Regions from separate parts of the Homo sapiens genome. Here region 2 is linked to region 1. Evidence: chromatin loops called from intact Hi-C (ENCODE). Cell type or tissue: PC-3. All regions are shown on one strand. Links, peaks and the distances in the headings refer to the core of each region. The heading gives the core; the rest is flanking DNA. Region 1 has its middle 29 kb from the start of LINC00703. Region 2 overlaps LINC00703 (long intergenic non-protein coding RNA 703).

Region 1 (2,930 bases), core at 229-2,728:
CTGACCTTTTTTCCTTCTGGTTAAACACAGATGTATATGATTTACTCATAATCCCTTCATGCATACATTTTCAGCTATGGTTTATTTTTTCATTGTAGTAGCAGTGTTTCTTCTGTTTCCAAGTTAAAGGGTTTCCTCAGTTCCATCTAATTTCCTTTACATGGAATTTAACCTCTCCTCTTATCCCCAAAGCAAAGTTTACTGGAATTGACAGTCTAATTCAATGAAAAAGAAAATTGCATGTCCTCAAATATGTAGCCAACCCATACTCAAAGAGCTACATCAAAATAAAGACTAGAAACTTGTTTTTACTAAGTGGTTAGCTTGGTAAAATTTGTGAACTAGAGTAAGAGAGGCAAATTATTTTGGCCTTCCTGTTAGTGTTTAAGGCAGTTCTAGTGTTTGGTGAACTTGGCATCTCACACACAGATACACAGAAAGTCACCAAAATAACTGTGGCCACTTTTTCGATTGTGAAATATAAGTCAAGTTAATAAAATGGACTTAATTCTTCATGATCCACGTTCATAGAGTTGATACTTCAAACGTTTGTAGGGTATAGGAATTGAAAACCTAGATTTGAGGTCTCTCTCAGTTACGGGGAGTATAGTGCTGACCTCACTTCATTTCAATGGCCTGGTCACTAAAATGAGGATAGTAATGAAATCTTCCTCAATGGTTGTTGGGAAACTTTCCCCAGATGAATGTACTGAGAGCTGAACTGAGATAGTCAGAAGCCACAACACACATACAGAATCTGACTTCTTTGTAGCCCTTATCAGAGAAGGAATCATTTAAGGTTCTTAAGAATTGTGAATGACGTTGAGTAAACTCCCAATAAATATTAGTTATAATTGCTGACTCACTTAAATAGAATGCCACCTGGTATTCCTTGAATTTTTGCTTCTTGTTCCTTGAATAAATGTGTAATATGAATCATTAACAAAAAAGAGAAAAAAGTTGCTGTTTTAATTTGGGTTCCCTGAAAAACATCTTGAGAAAAGGGTTGGATTGTAACCCAAGAGATGGGCTCTTCCTGACGTTCAGTTCTTGCTTGGAAAGTGGAGGTAATAAACGATTTCATTTTATTTTGTTTTCCATCCTGTATCATGAAAGAGTTGGAATAAGAATGTAATAGGACACAAAGACAGCGCTATTATCTTACAAATTACTTCATTAGACAGAGAAAGTATGCATGTTGGTGAGAATTTAAAAATGCATTTTGCTTGGATAGTGTACAATTCATAACAGGGACTTAAATGTAAAGCGTACAAAACAGGAACAAATATTGTAAAAATCACCTTTACTAAGGCATATGAATTCTATCAGCTGCCTGGCATACTGTGGGCACAATTTACAAGTATTAATACATTTACTTCTCATTCAGTGCTTTCAGGGAGCTACTAGAAATTCTCCCATTTTACAATTAGGGAAATTCAGGCTCAGAAACTTCTGCATCCTGCTCAAGATCATCTCCTGTCGTCTTGAATCAGTATTTGAAGGGGAATAGCCTGAGCTCATACTCCACAAGCGTGGCCACAACTCCATGCCACTTGTTCATTTATCTTTTGGGATGCCTTGTAATGATTGGCTTCATGTCCTCTCTACCTTCTCAGCTAACAGCTCAGTGACAGCAGGGTTCTTTGTACCTTATTCACCCTTACGCTGCCTGTGCCTCACACAGCGCCAGACACCAAGGAGGTGGAGAATAGATACTCGTCGACTGATTTGTCATAACATAGAGCTGCTCATTTCCACCTGTATTTCTGGTGAAAGAAAGAAAAGCTGAGGTCAGTTTTATGGGCCATTAAATGTTTTATGCTCCCGGCAAAGCTGACTCAGTCCCCAGGCAGGTTGTGTTCTGTGCTGCTATGTTTCGTCCACAAGAGCTGGGCTTATACTTCAAATAATACATCCATTCTAATCACAGAAAATGCATTTTCAGTTCTAAATCAGTCACTCGTGTTATATTTGAAATATACTTTCCAGGTTCAAGCACCTTTCCCTGTGATGGACAGCTTTGTATTTAAAAGAATCCAGATTCCCTTTGTTTGCACTGTACTTTCTCCTAAAGAATTTGAGAACTCCTGTTAAACACAATGCTTTTGTTGGAGGTTACAGGTTGTTTTGATTAGAAAATGTAAACAAAGTAGATTCACATTGTCCACAGAATCTGGAAATTACACCTTTACCAGTTATGGTGTTTATGCTGTTTTCTATCCTTTTAGATAAAATTTACCAGAGGAAATGACTCAGCAATGAAAATATTATGTTGTCCAGGTGCCAGTGTTTTACAGGCTGGTGGTAGTGAAGACGTTAGGTTGAGAGTAAATGTCCTTTAAATAAATTGTGTGTAACCTTGCCTATTCAGGAACAAAAATGAAAATCAAGAAGAAGAAGGAGGAACAAGAGGTGAGAGAAAGGGATAGTTGGTAGCGTATGTTGGAGTTTTATTTATAGTAACTAGCTAGTAAACCATTAATATATCAGCATATTGATGGGTTTTTCCCCGTGTTTTCTTTGAAATCTCTGACTAGATTTTGTGATTAAGTGTCACTCTGTAAATGATAAAGTAAATGAGACTTCATAGTGAATACTAATATTGAAAAAACTGAAAACAGGATTATAAAAGGTTTGCTTTTTGTATAGCAGCAAAGCAACTAGGATCTGTTTATAGAAGTAGACATTAAAAGCAGAGTCTCCTACTAGCACCTTCTGAGAGAACCACAACCCTTATTTAACAGTTTATCTATTTTTGTTTCTAACACTGGCTCCTAATTTGTCCATGTATTAAATATTTTCCTGGAAGAGTATGACATAAACCTGCAAACATCCCAGTGGTTGGAGAGATGCTTAACAAACACAGATGGATGCTGGTGATATCATAAGTACCAGACCCGAGAAGCATCCTTTTACATTTTTCAATCAGC
Region 2 (2,930 bases), core at 216-2,715, 53 kb before region 1:
ATAAAATCTGTGTTTAAAAATACCCTGCCATTTTATCATCCTGCTATCAAGCTTGCTGCAAGTGAGCCTCTACATTTTTTAATAAGGAAGCATAGTGCTGGCAGTAATACCACAGCGAGAGTCCAGAACACTATGCCAGTGTGCTGGAATTTCTCAGAGGTGCAATTTTAGGCAACAAATGTGTTTGCAGAACCTGAGGGGAAAAAAACAACCACAGGAAAATGAAAGAGTAAAATTCTTAATACAAGAATGATTATAAGTTGGAAGCATTGAAGGATGCATACCTATGATTGTTAGCTGTTATTTTAATTGTAGATCAAAATAAACATTAAAAATAAAAGAATGAGAACTATGTGGGTATTAGAGAAGCATATTGGATTGACCTGCTGTTCCTGAGTTGGGGGCATAAATAGGGCAGGTAGCAGTTATTCACTAAGTCCCCATTGTTGGGGAGCAATTGCTGCAGAGGTTGTGGGTCAGAGCTCTGTCGTCACATGCGATCTGTCTATTGTCCTGTCTCTGTATTGTCTCTCAGCAGTGATTAACTCTCAAGAAGATCTCAGGGGTTGTAGCTCAAATTAAAGTATCATAAAGATGTACGATAAGAAAGCAGGAGAAATGAAGAGCCTAATTTCACTTTTAAGTGCCTATTCAGTTACAAGAACTACTCATGGCACTTATTTTTATGTATTGAAACTGAAAAAGAAAAGATATAGATTATTGATCCTAAACTGAGGTGGAGGTGTAGACTCGGCACATTTAATAGTTTGTCCAGGAACATAGATAGTAAACGGCAAAGCAAGGGTTTCACAAGTGTTGGTTTTATCTGGAGAAGCGTGGGGCCTTTAAGTTACTTTTAGTGCTATCATAAGACTAGAGTATAATTCTCTCATGAGAATATTAGCATCAAGGTATTAACATACTTTATGAGTAATAAATCACCCAACTCAGGCTTTCTTCAACAACAAAAGGGATTTTCACTACAAAGTGATGTCCACGAAGGGTTGGATGAGTCCAGCAGTACACGGAGTTCATCCATGGAGATGCCCTGACCCTCAGGGTCTCCCTGGGCTGATGGCTCTTCCTCGTGGCTCCAACAGCATCCGTGACCTTCGGGGGCTGCAGGCTTCCTCATCTATGGAGAAGAAGGAGATGGAGACAATATTTAATGACTAGAAGTTTTATTTTACTTTTTTTGGTAATAATAACTTTTATTATTATTTTGCTTCAGTATGTCTTGACTCACTACCAGTTCCTTCTTCATCTATGAAAAATAATATTACTCATTCCTCCAAAAAATGCATTAAAGTACTAGGGTATTACACATAAACTGAATACATTCAGGTCAGCTTTAATCAGAATTATAAAATCAGCAACATAAATAAAATGCAAGATCGTGCAAATTTTAACATTTGTCAAAAAACATAGTCCTCATTGTTTATATAATGTGTTGGCTTGAACACTTTTTCTCTGCAGAGATTATGATCCCTGCTTTTGTTTCCATTTGCATTTGCTTGTAGGTACATCCTTCTTCCTTTTTCTTTGCTGATGCAATCTTCCCCATAGTTGGTATATTCCTTGAGTCATGTTAATAAGAGGAAGTTTATACACTCACATATATGTCACCATTTGACTAAGAGCCCCTTATGTTTGTTTGTGACAAATTACCATCAGTTAGTATATGGGCAATTTATGGTGGTGATGAGAACAAACCTGGGAAGGATATGGTTTGAGGTTTATAAAGTAAGCTTACCTAATGTTGGTTGTGACTAATAAATCAACGTTTAATGCTCCACTATCAAATACTAATTAATTCTTTCTTTCCTCCTTCATATTAATTTCGTGTCATTCCAAGTCTTCAGGGGAAAGTGTTTGCAGCTTGAAGCAAGAACACTCTTATGCCTTGCCAGAGAATTTTATTAATTGCAGTAAGTGCAGTGGCTTTGGACACCCGAATTTAAAAAAGAAAAATGATTTTGGAAGACAATTCTCCCCTATGGCAAATATGATATTTTAGGATCTCAATAAATCCTTTGGAACCTAATGGAAGTAATTTTCTCATATCTTTTTTGGTACTCAGATACTCTGGTAATCCAATTACTAAGACCCTTGTATTCCAACACTCATATTAAAAGCAACTTCAAAATACAAAATAAAATAAATTCAACAAATTTGTTCAGAGACCTAGTCATTATATGATATTTCACTCCGATGGCAAAGGCTATATTTGCACCTAATTGATATTCATAGAGGGCTAAAATACCCATTTACCTATTTAAAATTCTGGTAGCCAGCTGAATCTTGTATGTACAATTATAAATATATGTTTTGGATATTTTAATTTGTTCTGAGTTTAGTGATTTAAAAGGTCCTCTATAAATCAGATGACAGAATCCTTTTTATGGGGGTGAGGGGGAAGGGTCTCACTCTGTCACCCAGGCTGGAATGCAGTAGTGCAATCAGGGCTCACTGCAGCCTCGACCTCCCAGGATCAGCTGATCCTCCCACCTCAACCTCCTGAGTACCTGGGACTATAGGCACGCACCATCACACCCAGCTAATTTTCTTTTTGTACTTTTTGTAGAAAAGGGATTTTTCCATGTTGCCCTGGCTAGTCTCGATCTCCTGGGCTCAAGTGGTCCATCCACCTGGCCTCCCAAAGTGCTAGGATTGCAGGTGTGAGCCACTGTACCCAGGCCTGATGGAATCTTTTTTAAACAATATGGTATGGTGAGGAATTAAATAGAAAGTCACATTACTGTACAGCTTTGATGGCTGATAAATGCTAGGTGAAACTGCACTTTGTGGATTCATCATTTTTTGTGCCAGGCAGAAAATGTGGACACAGATACACTCCTCCTGCTTTCTTCTGTGTATGTTATAGAAGATGACAGTAAGTGGTAGAATGGATGGAAGACCCTAGTGTGGTA

The links. A loop is a pair of places that touch in the nucleus more often than their neighbours do. Peaks named below come from ENCODE experiments on the same cell type or tissue, not always from the same donor. Only the 100,000 strongest peaks of a DNase experiment are listed, where the experiment ranks them.
Region 2: it touches region 1 in a loop (7-fold over the local background); 2 of 110 quality-filtered maps call a loop at or near these places.

The regions. Positions count from the first base shown.
Region 1 is chr10:4,353,426-4,356,355 of GRCh38, reverse strand. No RefSeq gene overlaps it. Among named protein-coding and RNA genes, the nearest start is that of LINC00703, 29 kb to the left of the region's middle. RefSeq lists an enhancer at 2,135-2,930. In PC-3, for the core only: no CTCF peak of the experiment used is centred there; DNase peaks (open chromatin) are centred at 1,745 and 2,255; H3K4me3 peaks cover 803 bases; H3K27ac peaks cover 2,500 bases.
Region 2 is chr10:4,406,660-4,409,589 of GRCh38, reverse strand. LINC00703 (long intergenic non-protein coding RNA 703) reads right to left here. Exons shown (of 2, transcript NR_108055.1): 2 at 1-1,135. Among named protein-coding and RNA genes, the nearest start is that of LINC00703, 24 kb to the right of the region's middle. RefSeq lists an enhancer at 931-2,130. In PC-3, for the core only: no CTCF peak of the experiment used is centred there; a DNase peak (open chromatin) is centred at 1,619; H3K27ac peaks cover 2,363 bases.